Linked DNA regions of Homo sapiens: region 2 is linked to region 1. The links are chromatin loops, found by intact Hi-C in ENCODE. Cell type or tissue: IMR-90. All regions are shown on one strand. Each heading gives the region's core, and the rest is flanking DNA. Links, peaks and the distances in the headings are about the cores only. Region 1 has its middle 90 kb from the start of NHLRC2. Region 2 overlaps VWA2 (von Willebrand factor A domain containing 2).

Evidence for each region. Peaks named below come from ENCODE experiments on the same cell type or tissue, not always from the same donor. Only the 100,000 strongest peaks of a DNase experiment are listed, where the experiment ranks them.
Region 2: it touches region 1 in a loop (4-fold over the local background); 1 of 110 quality-filtered maps calls a loop at or near these places.

What each region holds. Positions count from the first base shown.
Region 1 is chr10:113,942,751-113,947,144 of GRCh38, forward strand. No RefSeq gene overlaps it. Among named protein-coding and RNA genes, the nearest start is that of NHLRC2, 90 kb to the left of the region's middle. In IMR-90, for the core only: no CTCF peak of the experiment used is centred there; a DNase peak (open chromatin) is centred at 2,481.
Region 2 is chr10:114,263,081-114,267,474 of GRCh38, forward strand. All of the region lies in intron 5 of VWA2 (von Willebrand factor A domain containing 2), which reads left to right. Among named protein-coding and RNA genes, the nearest start is that of VWA2, 26 kb to the left of the region's middle. RefSeq lists a silencer at 1,877-2,077. In IMR-90, for the core only: no CTCF peak of the experiment used is centred there; no DNase peak of the experiment used is centred there.

The DNA.
Region 1 (4,394 bases), core at 90-4,089:
TATAATATATATTATATAATATATAATATATAGTATAAATAATATATATTATATATATATAAAACTCCCATATTATATATATATATATATGGGAGTTTATTAAGTATTAACTCACATGATCACAAGGTCCCACAATAGGCTGCCTGCAGGCTGAGGAGCAAAGAGAGCCAGTCCGAATTCCAAAACTGAAGAACTTGGAGTCCAGTGTTCGAGGGCAGGAAGCATCCAGCATGGGAGAATGATGTAGGCTGGGAGGCCAGGCCAGTCTCTCTTTTCACATTTTTCTGCCTGCTTGTATTCTAGCTGCACTGGCAGCTGATTAGCTTGAGCCCACCCAGATTAAGGGTGGGTCTGCCTTTCCCAGCCAACTGACTCAAATGTTAATCTCCTTTGGCAATACCCTCACAGACACACCCAGGATCAATACTTTGTATCCTTCAATCCAATCAAGCTGACACTCAGTATGAACCATCACACCCACCAACCCTCTTCCCCACCTCCCATCACCCCACAGCCTTTGGGTGGGCCCAGTTTCAGAGTAAGGGTACCCTGTCTTACGGAAATGAAGGGGCCAGGCTGGGCACACGTGATTCACAGGAGTACTGTGCATACACACACATGCAAACACAGGCATGAGAATCGATGGAACAGGATGTGAGGATTTGGCCATTAGAAAAGCAAGGCTGGGCCAGGCGTGGTGGCTCATGCCTGTAATCCCAGCACTTTGGAAGGCGGAGGCGGGTGGATCACTTGAGGTCAGGAGTTCAAGACCAGTTTGGCCAATGTGGCAAAACCCCATCTCTACTAAAAGTACAAAAATTAGCCGGGCATGGTGGCAGGTGCCTATAATCCCAGCCACTTGGGAGGCTGAGGCAGGAGAAGCACTTTAACCCAGGAGGCGGAGGTTGCAGTGAGCCAAGATCATGCTGCTGCACTCCAGCTTGGGCAACAAGAGCAAAACTCCGAAAAAAAAAAAAAAAAGGAAAGAAAGAAACGAAAAGCAATGCTGGGTTTCATGATGTAAGTTTGATTATCTACTAATGTCTTTAAAGTGACCTAGTTTTGAAAGAGAGTTGAAACGTACCCACTAAATGAGGAAGATGAACACTGAAAATTTGAACATGCTGGTGGGTTCATCCTGTCCCCAGGCTCACATGGGTGTCATGGAAATATGGAAACTCATTAGCCACAGCAGATACCAAAACAAGACTGAATTTTGAGGGCCTGTTGCTGAAGCAGGTGTGTATTTCTTCTTAAAAGTCCTAAATCTGGTGGTATAATGAAGAGCCTTTGTTTCTATTTAAATTTTGTTGATCAAAAATCTGGGTTCATGATTTGTCCCCTTGACAATTTCCAAAAGCAAGTGTCTTCCTCACACAGCCCTCAGATGAATCCAGCGTGGGCCGGTGTCCTGTACTTGGGATTCTCCCTCTCTCCTAGAGCCCTGAGAAAGGTCACATGGGGAGCGCAGTGGGAATAAGCTGGCGACCCCTGGGTGGAAAGCGGTGCAGGCTGAACAGATGGAGCTCCGTGGAGGCCCCAGAGGCCCCGGAAGATTAATCGCAGCTCCCAGTTGACGTGGGGACAGGAGGCACACACAAAGTTGGGGTGTGGTGGTCACAGAGGCTGAGTGCACAGAGGATGTCATGGAACAACTGGCTTTGGGGCACCTTTTGACCTCTTGTTCCATCCTGAACCTAGTAATTCAGAGATGTAATATTCGTACAGTCAGTCCTGCAATTGCTCCATATGGTAGTTCCTTAGAAGTGTATGTTTTACTTGCAAGTTTTCAAAAGCTTTCCTATACTTTTAGGTTGGGTTCCCCAGAAACAGCCTAGGAAGAAGATTCATGTGCCAGTGACTTACAATGGAAGTACTCCCACAAGAAACCAGCAAGGGAACGGGGGAAACAGGAGAGGGAAGTGGGAAGAGACCCAGCACAGGTATGCGTTCAGGTGCAATCCCAGCCTCAGCAGACCCTAAAGGGGACCCAGGAGTATAAATTACAGCTTACGGTTTATCCCCCGGCGGGGAAGGGAACTGTCATTAGCTACAGGCCACTGGGGCCAGGATGGGCTCATGAATTCCCAGAATGTTCCAGATCTTTGCTTGTGGGAGAAGAAGCTCCAGTAGCCCAAAGGCCAGCCTCCAGAGAAGTTCTCATGTGGGAGCTTTTAGACAAGAAGCACTCAGAACCTGGGAGACAGACACGCAGAAGCAATAACATTCTCCTAGGAGGCCTGGCAGAGCTAGTGCACTTGATCCAAAAACCACTGGGGAACGGGCATATATCCTCCATTTACAGAATGGGGAAACTGCGATAAAGAGCCACTGTGCCCAAGGCCGCACACTCAGTGTAAATAACAGAGGCTGACAGAACCCACCCCGCGCCTCAGTCTTCCAGGCTCTTCCTTCGCTACCACATAAGTGGACTTTTCTTACTGTCTACTGTGGCTATCCACCCTGCCCAAGGTGACACGCGCCCAGGGAAGGAATGTAATCAGGAAGTCAACTCAGCTGCATTCCAAAGCCAACTGGAAATTCCTTTCAGATTTGCTGCTGGTTTTTATTATACTCAGCTATTAATCCCCTATCAGAACAGGTTATCAGGATCTGGTAGCAGCTTCTTACTTATTAATCTCAACACCTCTGGGAAACAGACTGCAGAATAGGTTAGTTTTGATGAACAAGCTCACCATTCTAATGTGCCTTACACTGTCCCCACTCACTCCACCCCTGTACCTGTGCCATCCCTGTACCTGTGCCATCCCTGTCCTACCTGGGCAACGCCTTCTCCTCGACTCCCTTCAAAGTCATATCCTACCTTCAGGCAAGATCCCCACTTAAGCCTTTGAGCATGTTTTGTCAAGACATCCACTACCCAGGGCCTGCTCCCCTCTGACCTTGGAAATCGGCTGTGCAGCCTCTTGGTAGTGTCTCTTTCTGCCTCCCTTTTTAATGGGTTTCTCTCCAAAGCAAAGATCCATTTCTTAGGACATCTGCAGCCATATTCTCTGTATATTCTGCAGTGTCCAGTGTGATGCTTGTAAACAGTGGATGTTTGGATAGCATTTAGCCACTCAACACTGGAGAAACGTGGCAGCACCAAGATCAACCTCAAATCACGAGCTCAGCTCAGCCTGGAAATGTGTCCTGTAGATGTTCTGATATGCGTTTCCTCTTTGAAACTGGGTGGGATCTAGGAGACTTTCTGTTCAGGACTGCCCCTCTAAGGGGTGCCAGGGAAAGGGGCGGGCTCTGGAGTCAACCTGCCTGCCTGGGTTATTAACTGTGTGGCCTCAGACAAATTTACTTCACTTTTCTCTGCCTCCATTTTCTACTCTGTAAAATGGGGTTAATAATATAAAAAGCACCCGTCTCATGGGACAAGAGGATTAAATGAGTTAATGTATTAATGAACTTAGGAGGGTACAGAATAAGCACCCTAAATAGATCTACCGCTGGGCGTGGTGGCTCATACCTGTAATTCCAGCACTTTGGGAAGCTGAGGCGGGTGGATTACCTGAGGACAGGAGTTCGTGACCAGCCTGACCAACATGGTGAAACCCCATCTCTACTAAATACAAAAAAATTAGCCAGGTGTGGTGGCGCATGCCTGTAGTCCCAGCTACTTGGGAGGCTGAAAGAGAAGAACCCCTTGAACCCAGGAGGCAGAGGTTGCAGTGAACCAAGATTGTGCCATTGCATTCCAGCCTGGGCAATAAGAGTGAAACTCCATCTCAAAAAAATAAAAAATAAAAAAATAAATAGACCTACCTATTAGTAGTAGTATTGCTATTGTTATTTTACAAAAGTCAGAGGGTTAAGGAATTTGCCTCAACATTTTATATCTAGGAAGATTATGCTCAAATATCACCTTCTCAATGAGACTTTCCCTGGCCACCCTATTTTAAATGGCAGCCATCCCCTTTCCCATACGTCTCATCCCCCTCTCCTGCTTGTCAGCTTCTAACCTGCTATGTAATTTACTTTTTTTTTGTCTGTTTCCCCAACTATAGGGGAAGGCAAACACAGGGGTTTCTGCCTATTGTGTTCCCTGCTGGATCCCCCAAGGGCTGGAACAGTGTCTGGCACACAGTACGGACACAAGAAATATTCATGGAATGATGAAGCAGCAAATCTAGGATTCAGTGATGTTTTGGCAGCTGTGAGCATCACCACACACTGGCTTGGGTGATGGCCTTGACTGTGGCTTCCTATATACAGTCTTCCCTCTCAGCCCCTACTCCCAACACCCACAAATATACTGTGATAGTTCAGCAGCAAGTCACAGAAAAGACTCAACTTCTACACGGAGGCACTGCATGAATGAGAAGAAAGATAGGCCACAAGAGGATGGCTATCTCATCATTTTTATTCTTCCACTTTGGTAA
Region 2 (4,394 bases), core at 98-4,097, 320 kb after region 1:
TATTGGCTCACTGCAACCTCCACCTCCCAGGCTCAAGCCATCCTCCCACCTCAGCCTCCCAAGTAGCTGGGACTGCAGGCATGTGCCACCACACTGGGCTAATTTTTCTATTTTTGTAGAGATGGGGTTTCCCCATGTTGCCCAGGCTGGTCTTGAACTGCTGAGCTCAAGCAATCCACCTGTCTTGCCCTCCCAAGGTGCTGGGATTACAGGTGTGAGCCACTGTGCCCAGCCAGGAATCTCCCCCATTTTTTTTTTTTTTTTTTTTTTTTGTGAGACGAAGTCTCACTCTGTTGCCCAGGCTGGAGTGCAGTGGCACGATCTCTGCTCACTGCAAGCTCTGCCTCCTGGGTTCACACCATCCTCCTGCCTCAGCCTCCCGAGTAGCTGGGACTACAGGAGCCCGCCACCACGCCTGGCTAATTTTTTGTATTTTTTAGTCGAGATGGGGTTTCACTGTGTTAGCCAGGATGGTCTTGATCTCCTGACCTTGTGATCTGCCCGCCTTGGCTTCCCAGAGTGCTGGGATTACAGGTGTGAGCCACCGTGCCTGGCCGAATCTGCACTTTTAAAAGGCGTCTCCCCACCCTCCCCTGTGACTGTTACACACGCTAACTTTTTAAAAACAGCTTTATGGAGATATATTTTATATGCCATAAAGTTAACACATTTAATGTGTACAATTCAATAGTTTTGAATATATTTACAGAGTTAAGCAACTTTTACCCTATTCTAATTTTTGAACATTTTTATCACCTCACAAAGAAACCTTGTAAGTAGACATTGTTCCAAAGAAGATAGACAAATGGCCAATAAGTACACAAAAAGATTGTCAACATCATTAACTATTAAGGAAATGCAGATCAGAACCTTAGTGAGCTACCATGTCATAGCCACTACGATGGCTCAGAGACTGACAAAAACAAGTGTTGGTAAAGCTGTGGATAAAGTACAGCCCTCATCCATTGCTTGTGGGATTTGTAAGTGGTGCCTGCCACATTGGAAAAAGGTTTGGCAGTTCCTCAAAATGTTAAACATAGATTTAGCATATGACCCAGCAATTCCACTTCAGGAGAGTTAAAAACACGTGCACACGAAAATAGTTGTATGCTAATGTTCATACCAGTGCTGTTTATAGCAGCTCCAAAACAGAAACAACACAAAATATCCAACTAATGCATGTATAAACAAAATGTTGTATATCCAAACAATGGAATACTATTCAACTGTAAGAATGAACAAAATACTGATTCATGGTACAGCATGGAGGAATCTTGAAAACATTAGGCTAAGTGAAAGAAGCCAGGCATAGCAGGTCATATACTATATGATTCCACGTTTTCTTTTTTTTTTTTGAGATGGAGTCTTGCTCTGTTGCCCAGGCTGGAGTGCGGTGGTGCTATCTCGGCTCAATGCAAGCTCCACCTCCTAGGTTCACACCATTCTCCTGCCTCAGCCTCCCAAGTAGCTGGGACTGTGGGTGCCCGCCACCACGCCCGGCTAATTTTTTTTGTATTTTTAGTAGAGATGGGGTTTCACCGTTTTAGCCAGGATGGTCACTATCTCCTGACCTCGTGATCTGCCTGCCTTGGCCTCCCAAAGTGCTGGAATTACAGGCGTGAGCCACTGTGCTCGGCCAACTTTTTTTTCTTTTTTTGAGATGGAGTCTCATTCTGTCGCCCTGGCTGGAGTGCAATGGCACGATCTTGGCTCACTGTCACCTCCACCTCCCGGGTTCAAGCGATTCTCCTGCCTCAGCCTCCCGAGTAGCTAGGACTATAGGCGCTCGTCACCATGCCTGGCTAATTTTTGTATTTTTAGTAGAGACGGGGTTTTGCCATGTTGGCTAGGCTGGTCTCGAACTCCTGACCTCAGGTGATCCACCTGCCTTGGCCTCCCAAAGTGCTGGGATTAGAGGCATGAGTCACCATGCCTGGCCATGATTCTACTTTTTGTGAAGTGTCTAGAATAGGCAAATACATGAAGATAAAAAGTGGATTAGTCATTGCCAGGGGCTGACGGGAATGAGGAATGGCTGCTAATGGTACAGGGCTTCTTTTTGGGGTAAAGAATAGATTTTGGACTTAGATAGTGGTGATGGTTGCACAGCTTTGTGAATATACTAAATATCACTGAATTGTACACTTTAAAAGTGTGAATTTTATGTTATGTAAGTTATCAATAAGGTAGTTTAAAAAAAAAATTTACCCATTATATGCAGTATGCATTTTCGGAGGAAAAGGCTGTTGGTTTAAGTTTAGGGCTAAAAGTCAAAGACCATTTGAGTGACTTTGACTCAAAGAATTCACCTCTGCTCTTGTCTGAAAAACTAATCAAATCTCAAAGAATTGGTACAAAAAGGAGCAAGGAGCATTAGAGATCATCTGGTATGTTTTCCCTCCCTTATTTTACAGAGGAGGATATTGAGGCTAAGAAGAAACAGGGGCCCTGGCCAGGATCAGTGGGTTACACTGCCAATCCAATAGGCCCCACCCAGCTGTCCTTTCCCACCTCTCACCACGCTCCCTCTCCCACACCCCCTAGATGATTAGTTGAGCTGCTTTTCAGCTGTGTTGAGGTCATAACTAAGGGCTTGAGAGCATTATTTATGACATATGAAATGGAGAGACACACTAAGATTGAGGACATTGAGGGTGGAGAATGAAGACTTCTTATGTGTCTGAACAAGGTCTGCTCTTCTGGGGCTGTGTATGATTAGCACTTATGTTTCCTAGGACAACTGTAAGTGACAACAAACAAGGAAAGGAGGCACTGATTTTTGGCCCCAGTTGTGGGGTCACTGAGGACACTAAAAATGAAGACAGGCTGTTATGAATCAGAATGGAGGAACATGGGCCAAATGGGAGTGATGACCTCCCCGGAGCACTTTGTTCTTTTTCTACAGTGAAGTTTTCTTTTTAAATTTTCAACTTTTGGCCGGGCGCGGTGGCTCACGTCTGTAATCCCAGCACTTTGGGAGGCCGAGGTGGGCAGATCACGAGGTCGGGATATCGAGACCATCCTGGCTAAAACGGTGAAACCCCATCTCTACTAAAAATACAAAAAATTAGCCGGGCGTGGTGGCGGGCGCCTGTAGTCCCAGCTACTCGGGAGGCTGAGGCAGGAGAATGGCATGAACCCAGGAGGCAGAGCTTGCAGTGAGCCGAGATCGCGCCACTGCACTCCAGCCTGGGTGACAGAGCAAGACTCCGTCTCAAAGAAAAAAAAAAATTAAACTTTGTAGGTACGTAGTAGGTATATATATGTATGGGGTATGTGAGATGTTTTGATACAAGCATGCAATGAGTAATCATCATGTCAGGGAGAATGGGGTATCCATCCCCTCGAGTGACAGTGAAATGTTAGATGCTTGACTGATTAGGACAGCTCAACTCAAACCCAGGACACTTGCCTTTCCAGACCGAGGCAGTCCCCCAAAAGTATGTTTTGAGGTAGTGAAGAAACCACTCTGACAACCACCTTATTGCTACCTTGCAAGAAGTTTAAAAAACATTGCAGTCAAACCTTCCAACATTGCACCCCACGATGACATAAAATCAAGATAAGACCTGGCTGGTGATTGGTTCCTGAATGCACAGAGCTCCTGGCCTGCTGGCTGCCCGGGCTTGCTCATTTCATTAATCTCATAGTAACACAACCCTGTGTTTACTGTGACTGAATTTTTTGGACTCCCTCCATAGCTTTGTCTCCACTTTACCTTGGCAGAAAACGGTTGATAGCCTTCCCCGGCCCCTTTCAAACCACATTAACGTTTAAATATGGCTTTTGGGTTAGAATTACAAAGCATTTTGTCCTTTTTTTTCCCCCTTAATATTATTTGGTATGTGCTTTTACATAAAGCTGTATTATTTTTCATGTTGATTGTTTTTAATGATTATTTAATAATCCAAGTTCAGGTATCACAATATATTTAATTATTCTCCTAAAAGGTAACATTTGATTCCAGAATTTTTGTCTATTGCTGGAAAAAAAAGCTGTAATCAACATCCCTGTACCTACAGTGGGTTTTCTTTTCTTTCTTTTTCATTTTGAGACGGAGTTTCACTCTTGTCACCCAGGCTGGAGTGCAGTGGTGCAATCTCAGCTCACTGCAACCTCCGCCTCCCAGGTTCAAGTGATTCTCCTGCCTCAGACTCTCCCGAGTAGCTGGGATTACAGGCACCCGCCACCATGCCCGGCTAATTTTTGTATTTTTAGTAGAGATGGGGTTTCACCATCTTGGCCAGGCTGGTCTTGAACTCCTGACCTCAGGTGATCCACCCGCTTCGGCCTCCCAAAGTGCTGGGATTACAGTTGTGAGCCACCGCGCCGGCTGGGTTTTCTTATGAATTATTATTATTGTTATTTTTAAGACAGGGTCTTTCTCTGTCACC